Linked DNA regions of Homo sapiens: region 2 is linked to region 1. A link is a loop called in an ENCODE intact Hi-C map of the cell type or tissue named here. Cell type or tissue: IMR-90. All regions are shown on one strand. Region 1 overlaps PDE1A (phosphodiesterase 1A). Region 2 overlaps PDE1A (phosphodiesterase 1A).

Region 1 (2,500 bases):
CGCCTCCAGAGCTCAAGCGATTCTCATGCCTCAGCCTCCCAAGTAGCTGGGACTACAGGTGCACACCACCACACCTGGCTAATTTTTTGTATTTTAGTAGAGACAGGGTTTCACCATGTTGCCCAGGGTAGTCTCAAACTCCTGAACTCAGGCGATCCACTCACCTTGGCCTCCCAAAGTGCTGGGATTACAGGCATGAGCCACGGCACCCGGCCAAATATTTCTTAATGACTGAAATTTTAAATGAATTACTTTTAAACAGCCAAGATACTATTTTCATAAAATGTCCATTAAGCTTATAACTGGCCCCACTAGCACACAAAACACACTGGTACAGATTTGCCTGTCAAGTGGATTGAGATCCAGTGTGCAAGGCCCCTAGGAAGTGGGGTGCAGTTACAAGTACATACTGAGAAGGAAAGGTCTAGTACATGGGTCTCTGAAAAGTCAGGCTTGAGAAAGATGTCTCAATGTGAGATGCCAGACAGCCTAGGGAAAGCCTAAGAGAACAAGGTGCCTAAGAAAGGAGGCTGACGAAGAAAACGAAGTGAGGCATGAGATAAGAAGCAATGCATCAAAAGCAAGCTTAACCCACTGCCAGCTTCCCTAAAAGTACAACTAGCTATCGGGAAGTCTGTGTTATGGAAATCAGCCCCAAACTTTCTCTGTGCAATTAAGCCTAGTTATTTGAATCTTTTAAGATATTCTCCATCTCCCTTTTCCCTAATCACAATCATAACCTGGTAAAAGCAATGCCAACTGTCAATGTGCCAGATGACCAATAAATCCTGCTCTCACATACAGCTTTAATCTGTTATCAGTCAAAGACCCATTTCTAGACCTACTTGTAACAACTCCCTGGTGAAAGTATGAGAGCACCAGGATCATGAAGCAAATCACTTGAATTTAACAAATTTTATTCTAATTATCTGGGCAAAGAATCTCAGCTTCCACAAAGTTCTATTTTTTACATAAATAAGCACAGAAGTGCAGTTAAGTTGCAATCCACCTTCCCCATAGCACCTAAGCATATAATTAATTAATTAGGAAGAAATGAGGATTTGGCATAAATCAGTGGTGAAAACCACCTGCTTCAATCCCCACAGCTCTCCAAAGGGGTAATACAATAAAGATGATGGCTAGGTGGATCTGATTTTATCCAACACAACCTTGCCTTTCCAAACTGCTGTGGGTGCCCTCTGTGAGTTGTGCCTCACTGGTGTTGAGTTTAGAATCATCTGGGCAACTATCATACCTTTTTGAAGTCGCACGTGCACTTGGGAGAATATAGATACTACATACAATTGGAAGAACTTTTTAGGAAATATGGTAGGTGAATATATTTTGGGGGTCATTTTAGATTTTTGGTTATTTACCAACATCATTGCATAAGACACAAAAACATATTTAAGTAGAGGGGGATAGTAATATTAAATCCATATATATGAATTTAAATATAATTTATGTTCAAAGGAAGACTTTAAAACAGATTCAAGCTAACATCTTGTTTTAAGCATTACAAAGGTATAATGTTGCTATTAATAATTCAGTAATGATGTTTAATCAGTAAAAATGGCCACATTTTATATAATTATATTCCTCGAGGTCTACTCATTCATTATGTAGAAACCACAGAGAAATTTTGCTCATACGTTTTATCATCCTGTATTTAATTCCAGACAAAAACCAGTGGTTGCAACTTGACCTTAACATTGCTAACATGTAGTATCTCTGCTTTATCTAGAATATTATTTTGTGGAAAGACAAAACTGATATATAACTGACTTTCTTAAAAATCTTCTGTTTTGAGGGGCAAAAATAGGGTTCAATTTCTAGATACTTTTAAATTATTTTTTATTTTAAATTCTAAAGTACATAATAGGTAACTAAAGAATCCAGAATTAAAGAGTCAATGAAGAAACAGCTGCTTTCTTAAAGAAAGGGTGTACCTCCCTCCAAAATTAAACTTTAGCTCAATCCATTATACTGTATCTACATTTTGCCTGGTCACAGATTCCACCACAGTGTAAAATTTTTCCTATCACCCTGTTGTTTCTTTAACTGCTGGTCTGATATTCCTGAGCGAGCTGTAAAATGTGCACTCTAGTAAAGTAGCTATCAAGTTCAAATTTATCTCCCGACACTTCACTCCAGAAAGGTGTAGTATTCACAGCACTGAAACACTGCCCTTGCCTGTAATCAGTTGAAAGAACTAAGCACAACGTTTCCTATTTAGAGGGCTGTGCAACAGCCTACAGAAACAGCTAGAGATTGCATAACGTTTCCAAAGTTTTTCCAGTACTATGTCACTTATGTGTTTGAATAGTTAAGATTTTGTAAAATGTATTTTCAGGAGTTGATAAGAGTTTGTGCACAAAGTTTCAGAAAACAGAAAACAAAAAGGCTCCCTCAGTATGCCTGAAGTTAAACTTTAAGCACTCTTGATTGCTCTGCTGTAGCTTAGTGGCAGAATCCCCAAATTAAGGATGAAGGGAGAAAC
Region 2 (2,500 bases), 230 kb before region 1:
CCACTGGTTCTATAGAGAATTTGATTGGGAGAGGAGAGGAGCATGCACTAATCTAGCCTTATTTGGAAAATTTAAGGAATTTAGGCCCTCTAATGACCCTTCTTTACTTCTACAAATGGGCCCTTCTAAATTCGAAGAACGCCACGAAAAACATTTAAGCATTTAATAATTACAGCAACTAATACATTCACTTTCAGTAAAATATTGGTCTGATATAACTATATTTCTGTGAATGTTATAAATATTTTATGGAATATTAGAACCCCTGGTGTAATCGGTGTTTATAGTACTTTTATGGCTCTTGAAACTAAAAGCTTTACTTTTTTACATTTAAAGTTATCTTGGCTCATAGCTACAGTTCTTTTCATTTCTGCAATTTTAGGGGTTATGTTTATGATTTTTTTGAAAAGCCAGATCCTTGGCTGAGAATGGACTAAGTACATTTGTATTACTATGGACAATGAAATTTATTTTGAAATAACACACTTTATACTACTTCTAGCAACATTTAAAAATAGAGAGGCCTGACTGTATACAATTCAAGGTAAAGTAAACATTTTGACCTTTCCTTCCAAATAACTTGCATTTCTAATTATTTTTTTCTTCTTGGCTAACAAGGTAATAATGATTAATAAATGCAGATTTTGTTCAAATATAGATTTTTTTCATGTGTCACAAAACAGCTAGTTGAAGAAGGGAAAAATCCACGTAGTTATTGTTATTTAGTTTAAAATACAAACACATTTTGATGGAAGTAACTATTTTTGTAAAAAAATTAACTGCATTGACTTCTTATCTTGCCAACCTGACATGTGTGTTCAAGAGGAGAATAAAAAGCAAAAACCTGTCTTCTTTTACCAATGATTACTTTTTTGGCTGATATTGATCTCTCTCTCCTATCAGTCATAGTTAAAATAAAGCAGCATCCTCCAAATCTACCCATTACTGTCAGTAGGTGTGTTGATCTGCATGAAAACTCGAGGAGACATTAATTGTATTAATAAATATCACAGGCTTGTTGCGAAAATGCCTTGGAAATGAGAACTCGCTCTACTGCCTTTTACCATTAGCAGCTTATTCAAGAGTCAGAAATCAGCGTTTCTCAAGACTGCAAATTCTGGATACAATTCTGATCTCTGGCTAGTTTCTCACGGCTTTAGAGGGTGAAACTAAAGTAGTAGCACTAAAGAATGGGATAACGTTGATGGGATTTTTAAGAATAATACAAATAGCTTGTCTTCCAGAAATATACAGCATTTAAAAAATTCTTAGTGTCTGAGTCCATTTGTTAAATAAAATGAGTTCGGTAGACAAACTAATAAGAAAATGATTTAGAAGTTAACACATCACAAAATTTCTCTGCATTTTTCTGAAATATTCACACACACACACACACACACACACACACACACACACGAACCTTTCTTGAAAGGTTGCTCTTGAAAAATTCTAAAAATCAGCTCTTTCCTTTGCTACTTTTCTGATTTTTTGAATTTCTATCCAGGCTCTAATTTTGTTCAAAACCAATAGAAGGAATTGCAAGTCTAGCATTACATTCTGCAGATCAAAAAGGAAAATACTTCTCTTAATTGGTTACTTTTTAAACTTGATGATTGTGTTGGAAATGTGCTTTTAAATTGTGCCCAGATCTTTAGAAATTCAGCGTTAAGTAACTATCAAACAACAAAATACTTCATAAGCAATGGTGTAGTATACTGATACTTTGCCTCGGAAAGTATAAAGCTTAAAATAGACTAGCAGGATAACAAATACCACCAATTCCTCACATTTGAAGCCCTCTTACTTTTGTTCTATCACTTTGCTCCTCACAATCATCCTGGGAAGTAGGCAGGATGGGAAAAGGTAAGAAGGTGTATAGAGACAGGAAGGGGAAGACTCATGTCTCCCACTCCTGGAAGAATGAGAAGCTAGGGCCTACCCTTGAGTTTTCTGAAGTCAAGTCCAATTATCTCTCTAATTTGCATTATTAGGCTTCTTATGTTTGACCAATGTACATAAAATACAGTCTTTAACAAGAAACACAAGATGTTTACATTTAAACTGTAGCTGAGCACCATGATGAGCTCTGGACAGACCTCTTTTGATTTACCTCAAAATCTCTAGCACAGCCAGTGGAATTTAAGACACAGTATTTAGCTTCTTAGTACCTTCCAAAGGAATGAAGACATATATTTGCAAATTGCTTTGTAAAAGTGCTGTTTTCACTGTCCGAGATGAAAAACCCAGTCACCTTGGCTAAATGCAGAGCAGAATGGTATCAGTACTGTGGGTCTGACAAAGTGACAGTTTTACAGATGGCTATGTGAGGATGAACAAAAATAAAACATACAAGAACCACTGCAGTCCTGCTAATTTCTAGGACATATGCATAGATACATAGACACAGTTCAATATCTTATGTCAAATCAGAGAAATGCATACAGCAAGGAGTTTCAGGTTCATTGCTTATTTACCTCCAAAGGTGTACATTATGCAGTAT

What was found. Peaks named below come from ENCODE experiments on the same cell type or tissue, not always from the same donor. Only the 100,000 strongest peaks of a DNase experiment are listed, where the experiment ranks them.
Region 2: a loop joins it to region 1, with 2.1 times the contacts of the local background. A loop is called at or near these places in 6 of 110 quality-filtered maps.

What each region holds. Positions count from the first base shown.
Region 1 is chr2:182,424,030-182,426,529 of GRCh38, forward strand. All of the region lies in intron 1 of PDE1A (phosphodiesterase 1A), which reads right to left. Among named protein-coding and RNA genes, the nearest start is that of PDE1A, 1.8 kb to the right of the region's middle. In IMR-90, no CTCF peak of the experiment used is centred here; no DNase peak of the experiment used is centred here; H3K27ac peaks cover 113 bases.
Region 2 is chr2:182,193,503-182,196,002 of GRCh38, forward strand. All of the region lies in intron 10 of PDE1A (phosphodiesterase 1A), which reads right to left. Among named protein-coding and RNA genes, the nearest start is that of PPP1R1C, 210 kb to the left of the region's middle. In IMR-90, no CTCF peak of the experiment used is centred here; no DNase peak of the experiment used is centred here.